Linked DNA regions of Mus musculus: region 2 is linked to region 1. Evidence: chromatin loops called from intact Hi-C (ENCODE). Cell type or tissue: left cerebral cortex. All regions are shown on one strand. Links, peaks and the distances in the headings refer to the core of each region. The heading gives the core; the rest is flanking DNA.

Evidence for each region. Hi-C counts contacts between places; a loop is a spot of excess contacts. Peaks named below come from ENCODE experiments on the same cell type or tissue, not always from the same donor. Only the 100,000 strongest peaks of a DNase experiment are listed, where the experiment ranks them.
Region 2: a loop joins it to region 1, with 5 times the contacts of the local background. A loop is called at or near these places in 7 of 42 quality-filtered maps.

What each region holds. Positions count from the first base shown.
Region 1 is chr4:107,735,958-107,741,320 of GRCm38, reverse strand. All of the region lies in intron 3 of 1700047F07Rik (a long non-coding RNA gene), which reads right to left. Among named protein-coding and RNA genes, the nearest start is that of Gm12907, 21 kb to the left of the region's middle. In left cerebral cortex, for the core only: a CTCF peak has its summit at 3,207 (motif pointing left); DNase peaks (open chromatin) are centred at 2,515, 3,202, 3,777 and 4,260; H3K27ac peaks cover 1,228 bases.
Region 2 is chr4:107,798,712-107,804,074 of GRCm38, reverse strand. It overlaps Lrp8 (low density lipoprotein receptor-related protein 8, apolipoprotein e receptor), which reads right to left and starts at 1,816. Exons shown (of 20, transcript NM_053073.3): 1 at 1,557-1,816; 2 at 705-824. The coding sequence starts at 1,662. Lrp8os3 (low density lipoprotein receptor-related protein 8, apolipoprotein e receptor, opposite strand 3) reads left to right here and starts at 2,011. Exons shown (of 2, transcript NR_168096.1): 1 at 2,011-2,311. In left cerebral cortex, for the core only: a CTCF peak has its summit at 2,598; DNase peaks (open chromatin) are centred at 1,025, 1,575, 1,990, 2,555 and 2 more places; H3K4me3 peaks cover 2,231 bases; H3K27ac peaks cover 2,169 bases.

The DNA.
Region 1 (5,363 bases), core at 296-5,295:
ACCCGGGGAGTGTTCTCAGCAGAGCTTGATAGGTTGTCAGAATCTATTCAAGCGGCTACAAAGACACACTGGAGACTGTAATTTAGAAACAAAACACATGTATTGCCTCTAGTTCTGAGCGCGAGCAAGTCCAAGATCAAGACACCAGCAGAATTTGAAGGCCTCATGGAGGGACGCTCTTGTCCTGTCCTCCCCCGGAAGGAGCTTCCTTAGCCTTTGTTAGAGGGATGCTACCCCGTTCAAGGGGGCAGCGCTCTCCTGTCTTCACGGCTTCCCCAAGGCTGTACCCTTCCGTGCTATCTCCCTGGGAACTGGTTCTGAGGTATAACTGAGGGAGATGTCGGTATCAGACAGGGCGGGAGACAAAGGAGGACAGTGAGGAGTGAGCAGGAAGCAGTCGGTGGAAGGCCCGGATGGCAGACACCATGCCGATGGCAGAGTTAAAATGAAGCAGCGCAGAGCCTTCAAGGGATCACTGAGCTTGAAGACAAAGCAGCAGAACCACGGGGAGTCAGAGCACAGTGCTCCCCCCACTCACCCAGTCAGAGCACAGTGCTCCCCCGACCCAGCCAGGGCACATTGCTCCCCCCCAACCCAGCCAGAGCACATTGCTGCCCCCCACAACCCAGCCAGAGCACAGTGCCCCCCCACAACCCAGCCAGAGCACAGTGCTCCCCTCCCCACAACCCAGCCAGAGCACAGTGCTCCCCCAACCCATCCAGAGGCAGAGGACACAAAGAGAGGGTACACGCGAAGACACCTGCTTCCACTTTGCAAATGGGGGCTTTAGTGCCTGGCATCCTGGCTCTTGTCCAGTGGGCCACTCCATGGCTGTGTGTCTGAAGGTCAGAGAGATCCAAGAGGGGACAAACAGTGTGCAGGTTAACGGGGGGGGGGGGTATCTGGAAGCCTCATGGATGGAGACACTGCTGAAGAGATACAGAGAGCGGGCTCAGGCTGGGGTCAGGTGCCAAGGGGGCACCTATGCAAAAGGCTTGAGAAAAGAGAATGAAAGTGAGCCACCTGTTTCCCTGCCAGCGCCTTGCTGGCTGTGACTTGAGACAGCATAAGGCAAAGAAAGGAGTGGGGGAGGGTGCTGGCCCCCAAACTGGAGAAGACAGGCCTCACAGAGGTGCCAGACAAAGGAGCCCATTCTGGGTAACCCACCAGGCTGGTGTCCTAATGGCCCAATCTGGTTTGCTTTTTTTTTTTTTTTTTTTTTTTTGCTTCTTTGTTTTTAAGATTTGGATCAAGCTCCTGTCTAGGCCTCCTTCACTCACGTTTCCAGCCCAAGCAGGTGGCATCTGAGGGTGTCCTAGGACTGAGAGAGCCACAGTCCTTTACCAGTATTACAGGCTGCTGGCAGCTGGGCTAGTAAGTGACTAACAGTGACTCCTTTGGGATTCTCTGGACCCATCCAAATCTTTTGTCTTCACCCCAGGCTTTCGCCCTCTCTCCACACAGCTGGGCCTGGACTCTGGACTCCTCCTCCCTCTCCCGGGCTGTGTCTCCCCTCTCCCGGACTGTGTCTCTGTTTTTTAAGATTGCTTGGTACTCCTCTTGAGCACCTGCCACCCCAGGCCAAGGGCTCTCTGAACCCCAATTACACGGCAGCCCACTGGAGCAGGCCTGATGTCCCAGCAGTGTACCAGTTGTCGTTTGTAAAAGACAAACTGGTGTCTTACACACACACACACACACACACACACACACACGCCTTGCTCTCTGTCTCTGAGAATGCCACACCTTGGTGGCTTCGTACCACACTCTGTGTTCCTTTCTCTCGCTCTCTCCCCAGATCCAGTCAGTCAGGGGTCCCACTGAGGACACATGCTAAATTCTTCTCAGATCTGCCTAATACTTGCCCAAGCTCAGGCCTTCTGAAAGGTTCCATAAGAGACAAGAGCTTTTTAGCTGTGCGTGACAAGCTTACTTCTTAAGCTGAAGAAAAAGACTGAGAATATTGGCTCACAGGACTTAAAGGTTGAGGGCTCCCCTCTGTTGTGGCTGGATCCAGAGATGGAGCCATGTTGAGGGAGCCCAGGCTCAGTGCTTTGCTGTTTGTTGGCAGTCAGAGTAGTGGGCTCTAAGTTCCTCATATCACGGAGAACAGGGAGAGCAGCCTTCCCTACAGATGCAAACAGCTTCATGGACTGTGACTGGCTTGCACTACTGCCCCTAGTCACCCAGGTTGCTCGGCAGGCCTGGACGTCCTCTGAAGACACCCCCCTCCCCAAGGTGTGGGGGTCTACTCCGGGCATGTGCTCAGCTCCGTGGCTTGGCATCACCTAGACCACAGGCCCTGGGTAGGCAGGAGATGGAAGACATCCATGCCTCTGTTCAGGTGGGCAAGCTGTCCCAGAAACGGATGCCAGAGGAAACAGCCAACCCTGCTTGAGTCAGGAACGAGCTAGCAGTGAACAGGAAGCTGCGAAGGTCTGCCGAGTGAGAGCACCATGGATTACAGTTTACACAACACACACAGTCATCACTAGTACCAGTCCTAAGCAGGTGTGGGAGTCACTGTGTTGTGTGCGCTATCTACTCAGTGCAGAACTTGGCTCCTGTGTGTCTGCACAGTGGGCTCTCCTGCTCAATGCCAGAAATAACCAGATCAGACCTGCCCCTGGACCCCAGGCCCCTTACTCTCCCCTGTGCACAGGGGGTGGGAGAGTTCTGAGTCACCTTAGAGTTGACTTTAGGATGGAACCCAACCCACATACTGGGCCTGGGATTCAGGCTTTTCCTGGGTCTAGGGAGCCAAGTTCTTCCTGTGAATATTAAAGGGGAGGAGAGGGGGCAGGACTCTGACATTCCGAATTCTCTCCCATGCAGACCCCATCCTGGTGAATGATTAAAGGGGTTCCCTGAGAAGCCCTTTGAATCAGCACCTCCCTCATTGCAACTCCAAGAGCCTCTGACCCGCTCCTTGATAAGTGGATTGCCTACCTAGCTAAGTGTTATCTTGCAATTTTTTTTTCTGTCAGGGACTTTCACAGTTCCTTCTGAAGCATCAGGCCTGCTCAAGGCATCAGGTGGGTAAACACTTGTCTAAACCTGATGTGTTCAAGATATCTGGCTGTCTAGTCCTTACGAAGAGAAGAAAAATGGGGACCCTGGGTTGAATGTTTGTATGGAGGACACAATTCCTGGGCGATGCCTGTGGCCGTGGCCTGAGAAGTTGACTGTCCTGGAGTGCCCCCTGCTGGCCACAGTGACAAATGGCACCTCCAGGGCGCAGGCCTGGGTTGGGTGGACAGAGCCTCAAGGAGCTGGCTGGCTGCAGGCCTGCTCTGCTCTGTAAGTCTGAGGACTTCCAGGCCTGCCGAGCGAGCTATCATCCTGGGCATGGGTAGTGCAGCTCAGAGGAGAGGCCAGGACCAAAAGCCTCTGCTCACAGAAATTTGAAAATGATGTTTTTCTTTCTGTTGTCAGCAGAGAGAATGCGTCTGCCCACTGGGAAATGCCTGAGCCTCTTTGGACATGTCCTTGTCCTCTTCCCGGGTTTTGTTTGCCCTCCTGTAAGATGGGGCTGAGACCTGCCGATCACAGCACCAACTGAGTGGGATCCGCCAGATGTAGGATACAGCACACTTTGGTGTGTTCCTCCAGAGCCTACAAGTGTGCTGTCTCAGCTACGAACACAGACTGACTGGGAGTGTGGCTCAGTGACAGAGAATATGCCTACCATTCACCAGGCCCCAGGTTCCTGTGGCCACCCTGTCTTGTGGCTCAGATAGAAAGAATTCTGGGGCGCTGGGCAGGAAGGGGAACCGTCAGCCATTATGGGACACTCTCTTTCTAGCTGAGCCCTGGCTAAGGAGAGTCAGGGACTCAAAGTTGGGAACTGTGTGACCCAGTGCCAGCAATCCCTGGGGCGTCTCAGACTTTCCTCCCTGATACACGCTGGGCTTTTGAAGTAGATTTCTGGAGCAGCTCTCTGAACCCCAAATCCTGAGGACCACTGCAAGCCAGTAGCACTCCTCAGCTACTTCTCTGACCCTTACTCCCCTGCTTCATCCCTCCCACAATGAACACAGCCCCATAGCTTCTACTTTTCCAGAAGGCTGCAGAGACATCCACTCTTACCCCTCTTTGAAGCTGTGAAAACCTTCAGCCCTTGCTTGTCATTAGCGGAGTCAGGACCAGCACCCCACACACGTATGTACCGTGTCCCCGACTGCTCCTCCACTCTGCTTCTGCTCACACACCAGCTTGAGGAGACATAAATGTGAGGCGACGTATGTGCCTCATGGTTCTATTAATAGCAGCCAAGTTTTTATTTGATTTTTCTGAGACAGTCTCAAACTCCTAGTCTGAAATTATCCTCTCAGCTCAGCCATCTGAGTAGCTGGGCCCACAGGCACACGTCATGGTGTCTAACTTTAGTTTTTTTTTAAATAGTGAAAGGAGTCCGGTGAAATTAATTCAATATTATTTTTTATTTTGCACAACATTTTAAAAATGTTACCATTTAAGCACGCGGGACCAAAATGATTAAAGGTAACCTAACAGCCTGAAGTCCTTTGTATACAGCAAGGCTGTAAGATCCCGGCGTGTACAGCACGTTCATTCATATACACACATCTCATTCAGATAGGCCACACTCTGTGTGAACAGAAGCAGATGTTAGTGGTCATCTTATAAGGAACAGAGAGCTAGAACCTTCTCTGGCTGCTTCAGCTACCTGCAGCTCCCCTCCTTCCTTCCCTCCCTCCCTCCCTCCCTCCCTCCCTCCCTCCCTCCCTCCCTCCCTCCCTCTAAGAGCTCAGGGTGTGAGCTGCTTGCTGCACGCATTTCTGAGGAGTCCATGAGGGATTCAGACTGTGTCCAAGCCCCTGCCAGTCTGAGAACCTGGGCCAAGACTGGGAAAGTCCGCAGGTGACTGGTAAGGTTTTTGTAAAGCTGCATTTTATTGATTGATTGATTGATTGATTGATTGAGACAGGTTCTCACAATGTGTCCCTGGCTGGCCTGGAACTCACCATGTAGACCAGGCCAGGCTGGCTTTGAAGTCACAGAGATGCACCTGCCTCTGCTTCCCTGAGTTCTGGGCACACGAATCTGATTTTAAGGTATGCTCCACACTGTAAGATTATTTCCCTCTCAACGCTGGGCTGTAAAACCTATCACCACCCTATCCTCCTTCTACCTCTTTGACCTGATGGTCAAAATAGAAAATAGTGGTTGCTTTTTAAGGCAAAATTAAAGGGTGGCAGCCCTGTGCACTTGAGATACAAAAATATAAACCAACCTGGCGTATGAACCCCAGGGCCCCAGTGTCTGCTGTCAGGATGCCTCTAAAATGAAAACCCAATAGCCTGCTTCTTAGGGACCTTCACTGCCCCAGGAGAGTCCAAAGC
Region 2 (5,363 bases), core at 267-5,266, 63 kb before region 1:
GGCAGTGGGGTTAGCATTTGGCCTGCCTTCACTGCCGTTGCTCCGGTGGCTTCCAGGAAACACACTCTTCCTCCTGAGCCCCTCCTTGCTGTTGGCCCCATGACTCACACCCAGACTAGGCTGGCAGGAGGAAAACGCTCTCTGAAGGGTGACTCGGCAGAAAGGCAGCAGACTGTGACCAGGACCTGAGCCTACCACCCGGAGGATGCGCGCGGGGGTGCGGCCGGGGCGGGCCAGGGCAGGGCCTAGAGCCCTTTACAGCACACCGTCAGCCCCAGGATTGGCCGCTCCGGCCACAGGCCTATGGGGTGGTCCTTGCGCAGCCAATCAGTGGCCCCGGGGAGCCCATTCATTCATAAAACCGAGCAAGGAAAAGCCCCTCGTGGCCCGAGCTGCGTGGAACTTTGAAGTGCGCGCTCCCAGTGAGGCCCAGATTGGGGATCCGATCCATAGAGCTAAGAGGTGTGCAGGGGCTGCCGCGTCCACGCCCACAGTCTCGGGCTAGTAGCTTCAGCAAGCCGCGCTGGGCTCCACCCTAAGCAGGACACGCCTGCCACCCAGCTCCCGCCGACAGCTGAGCCACCCATCCCAGAACAAGGCCGCCAGCCTGGGGCAGGTGGCCCCATGACGGATGCAGCCACGTGCGCAGCGGAGCATGATCCCCCCCCCCCCCCGTTTCCCCTCCCCTGGTCGCCGCGACTCACGGCAGTCGTCCTCGTCGCTGTTGTCCGAGCAGTCGTTGTCCTCATCGCATCTCCACACCAAGGGAATGCAGCGCTCGTTCCGACACCGAAACTGGTCCTCTTCACACTCCTTGACTGGCCCTGCGGGGGTTGGGGGCGGTGAGCTGGGTCACTGCACAGGAGCCCGCTCCCCACCCTGCAGCCCTGGCTGCCGAGAAGTCCAGCGGGTATGGGAAAGGGGGAGATATCGGTGAGCTCTGGATCTCCAAGCACCTTAATTCCGAGAAAGGACAGGATGCCACGGGTCCTCCACTGCAGGACCGACTGATGGCACAGCGAGACCCGACAAGCGCTTAACGGCCCGTGGCTATACCCCGCCTTCAGACACATTCACCCTTACACACAACGCCAAGTCAGGTCCACACAAACCTAGTCTGCGGGAAGCCCCGCACACTGGCGACACGCACCCGGTGCAGGGGCTCAGTCCCTTCACAACCTGTCAGTCTCCTCGGCCCACAGGGGTCCCCGGAAACGCATTGTCAGAAAAGACTGTACCACTTCGCTCATCGCCGCTATGGAGCGCGCGTGTCAAATTAAACCAAACCCCAGACCCTGAAGGACTACCCCCCGCAAAGTTCACGGGCCGGGGGGGGGGTGCCCGGCGCCCATCCCCCATTAAGAGGGTGCCCGGAGCTGGGGTAGAGCTTCGGTAACCAAAACCGTGGGGGTAGCGGGGAGGAGGTCCAAGGCAAATCCAGGGAGCTAGGGTCCCCGGAGCCTCTCTATCGGGACCTCGCCGTACAGCAACCCCCACCGCCGGCCGCGCTTTGTTGGTTGGCGGCTGCGAGCCGGCCCGGGAAGCGCCGTACGCACCTTGGCCGCCCGGCAGCGGATCCGCTGCGGAGAGATGCTGAAGCTGCAGCAGCAGCAACAGCAACAGCGCCAGCGGCCGGAGCGCGCCCAGTTCTGGGCGGCCCATAGCGGGCCCGGGGCTCCGGCCGCCGCGCCCCGAGACCCCCGCGCCGCCGCCGCGCCTCAGCCCGCCAAGTCCTTGCCGCGGCGCCGGGGCTGCCGCTGCCGCCGCCGCCACCACCACCGCTGCCGCCCGCCCCGGCTCCCCGGCTGCATTTCAAGCAGGTTCGGTGACGCTCGGCGGCGGGGCGGGCTCAGGCTGGGCGCGCGGCCCCGGCCCTGGGCAGCCGCCGCCGGCGCGCGCGCTCCCTCCCGCCGCCGCCTCCGCCCCACGCTCCTCCCGCCGCCGCCTCTTCTCCTCCCCCGCCTGTCCTTGTCCCCTCCTCTCTCGGTCCGAGCCCCATGATCCTGCTCTGTGTGCGCGCAGGTGCTAAGAGCTGTAGACGCTAGGACGAGCCCGGCTAGGCTCTGGCCCCCCTGGTTTCCCCGTGGAGGTGGCAAGAGGGTGAGAGAAGGAGGCGTATGGAGGAGAGCCCGAGCTCGGGAGAAGGAGACTCACAAGCCGTTGCAGTGAACGCGCAGAGCGCGGGAAGGCTGAAAGCATTGCCAGGGAGAATCTAGGGGTGCTGGGCAAGACCTGTCATAGCTTCAGATTAGATGAGTCGCTTTCTGCGACCGTGTGCATCTGTGATTATCACTGTGTGATCCTGAGAGAGGTGAGTGTCTGGTGCACAGACTGTTATCCATATTCATCCTTCTCTGTTGGACCCCGCAGAGGAGCAGATCAAGGGCCCTGAAGACATGGCAAGGTAACCCTTGCTGCTGCAGAGAAGGGCAAGGACTGTGGAGGCCCAGATGTGTCATCCTTGCCGCCAGAGGCAGCACATCTAGTGTCTCTGGGCTCCACTAGCCTCTGCACAAAGAAGGCCCCTCCTCTAGCAGTGCGACCCCACCTCCCCTACTCTTCCTTGTCAGAAGGGCAACGCTTAGACTGGATTTCAGCCACCTGCCGGTGAGCCTGGCCCAGCAGCACAACAATCTCAGAGTGTGATTCTTGGGCACGGGTTGTAAACCAGGCCCGCGCGAGGGTGCCAAGGCCCAGTGTTAAATAGGCCCTCTCTCTTCAGAAAAAAAAAAAGGAAGAAAGAAAGAAAGAAAGAAAGAAAGAAAGAAAGAAAGAAAGAAAGAAAGAAAGAAAGAAAGAAAGAAAGAAAGAGAGAAAGAGAGAAAGAGAGAAAGAGAGAAAGAGAGAGAGAGAGAGAGAGAGAGAGAAAGAAAGAAAGAAAGAAAGAAAGAAAGAAAGAAAGAAAGAAAGAAAGAAAGGGAAAGAGAGAGAAAGCAAGCAAGCAATCGTGGAAGCTGTGATTCCTATGCCAAGCTGGATGGGTGCACAGCCCCGCTAGGTCAACAGTCCTCTCAGTCTCATATCTTCCCCCGCAAAGGGTAGCCCATGACAATAGCTATGGCAACCACAGACCTTGGGAAACCACAAGTGCATCATCCTTTGGTCACGTTAAGGCTCCATGGGTCTGGAAGTCCTGGCCACAGTGAGGGGAAGACAGACCATCAACAGAAGAAATCTTACACAGCATGTGCTGTGTGTGTTGTGCCCAAGGCTGCAGCATCGTAAATAAGGTACTTCCCCAACCTCCCGATGTTACATATTAGTTAGAAGAGAGAAATACAGAAGAAGAAAAAAAAAAAGAGTTCTATCACACTATCACAGCATCATAGTTGTGATGAGAAAATAAACAACATGAGAGCACGGAGGTAAGTTAGAGAGGCGATCATGTTTCACTGACAGCGAGGAGCCTGACCACATGACGGTCAAACGCATGCTATTCTTGGCAGAGGGAAGAGCAATGGAGACACATCCCATCGTGGTAAACTAGTGATGGGAGAAGTAAGCGCATGGTGGTGGGGAGGAGCTTTGGGGAGTCCACAAGGCCCAATCACAGGATAGCTTTGTAGGCCACAGTAAGGAGTTTGGATTTTGTCCCAAGCACAATGATACCCACTGCGACACCCTCGAAGGTTAGGATGGACCCCCTCCTGCAACCCAGATTCACCTGTCCAGCCTCACATGGCTTCTGCTCTGCACTCCTGGGAAACTCAGTCCCATTATCGGGCCTCAGGGAAGCTGGGAACTAGGCAGTCTTGATGGTTCCTTCTGTGCTAAGATGTTTGCATGGGGTAAAGTTTAGGCTACAGCTCAAAAGGATAAGAGCATTGGCCTTTGGGTCTGGGCCTGCCCTTCCTTCCCTGACTATATGGACATGGTTGCTTCCACTTCCGTGGTTCAGGTTCTCCGTATAAAAGATGGCATGGGGGGGGGGGTCGCAGTGCTCACCACACAGGCTGAGGTGAGGTTTAGATTACATGTGGTTGCATGAGAGTCATGTCCAGAGCACAGTAGATGCCTAATGAACATTAGTTACTGTTACTATTATCCAAAACACCCTCCTCAAAAACCTCTGATAACCCCAAACCTCAAAAAATACAAATTGCCCAGCCTGGGAATATAGCTCAGTGGGCAGTAGCTCAAAATTTGAGCTACTAGGGGGACTACAGTAGGAGGAGCACAAGTTCAAGGCCTGTCTATGGTACAGAGAGTTTTCAAAAACCAGTCTGGGAGGCCTCCACAGCAGGCCCACGGGCCTGCTCCTCACACCAGCCTGCTCCTCACCTGCCCCTGAGAGCTGGGTTTCAGACCTCTTCCGACCTGTACCCTCTTCGTGGGACATTCACCTGGGCTGGATCTGTCCAGCCCTAGGCCTCTGTAAAAAGCTTCTACTCTCTCTACAGAAACTTCTGGAGAAGTTTCCCATGGCCCTGAGGGCCAATCTCTCTGAACTACTGTTAGATCCACTTCTGTGCAGAGGCCTCAGATCAGAAGGGCTTCCTAGTCCCTGCTTTGTCTCCACTGGTGGCTTGTTAAAGAGTGGTGTGGCCCCACAAGTTTGCCCCAGGACCAGAAAGCTTGCTCAGCTGTGGGGGGTCATAAATGACAAAACTCCATTCCTGCCCTTAGGGCTCTCTGGTCTAAGGACCAAGACAGCTCTGGATAGACAGTGATGAAGTCACAAGAGGATGAGCAACCCAGAGAATGGGTTGTTCAGGGACATCAGGTTTCTACCCCATGTCTCTCACACAAACAAGGTCAGAGAGCAGGGGCCCAGCTGAGCTGAGGGCATGGAGCTTTCTCTCCGTCCCCTGCCTTCACTTTGCAGAAGTGCAGCCTCAGTCTCCTTTGGTATGCTGTGGGCCTGTTGCCCATTCTCCTTGATGGGGTCTTATAAAAGAGACGGTCTAATCCATGCTATGAACTTCACGGGTTAAACCACTCGATATATGTGTGACCTCAAGGAAGTTTCTTGGACTATCTGTTAATTTTCTCTTCTATAAAGTGGGCATCTGGTCCTGTGAGGTGGCTGAGTGGGTAAAGGTGCTTGACACAAAATTTGAAAACCTGAGTTTCAGCTCTGGGACTCATGGTAGAAGTAGAGAACCGACTCCCTCAAGTTATCCTTTGGCTTCCACAAGTGTGCCATAGAACACATGGGAGTGCACACACATACAAGCATACACACACAGGCACAGACGCATGCATGCACGCGCACACACACACACACACACACACACACACAGTGTAATAAACATTTTGATAAATAAATTGAGTAGTAAATAAATAGACTAGGAATGGGGTCAGAGTGTTTTATGCCTATAATCTCAGCACTTGGGAGACTGAAACAAAATTGTCGCATTTGA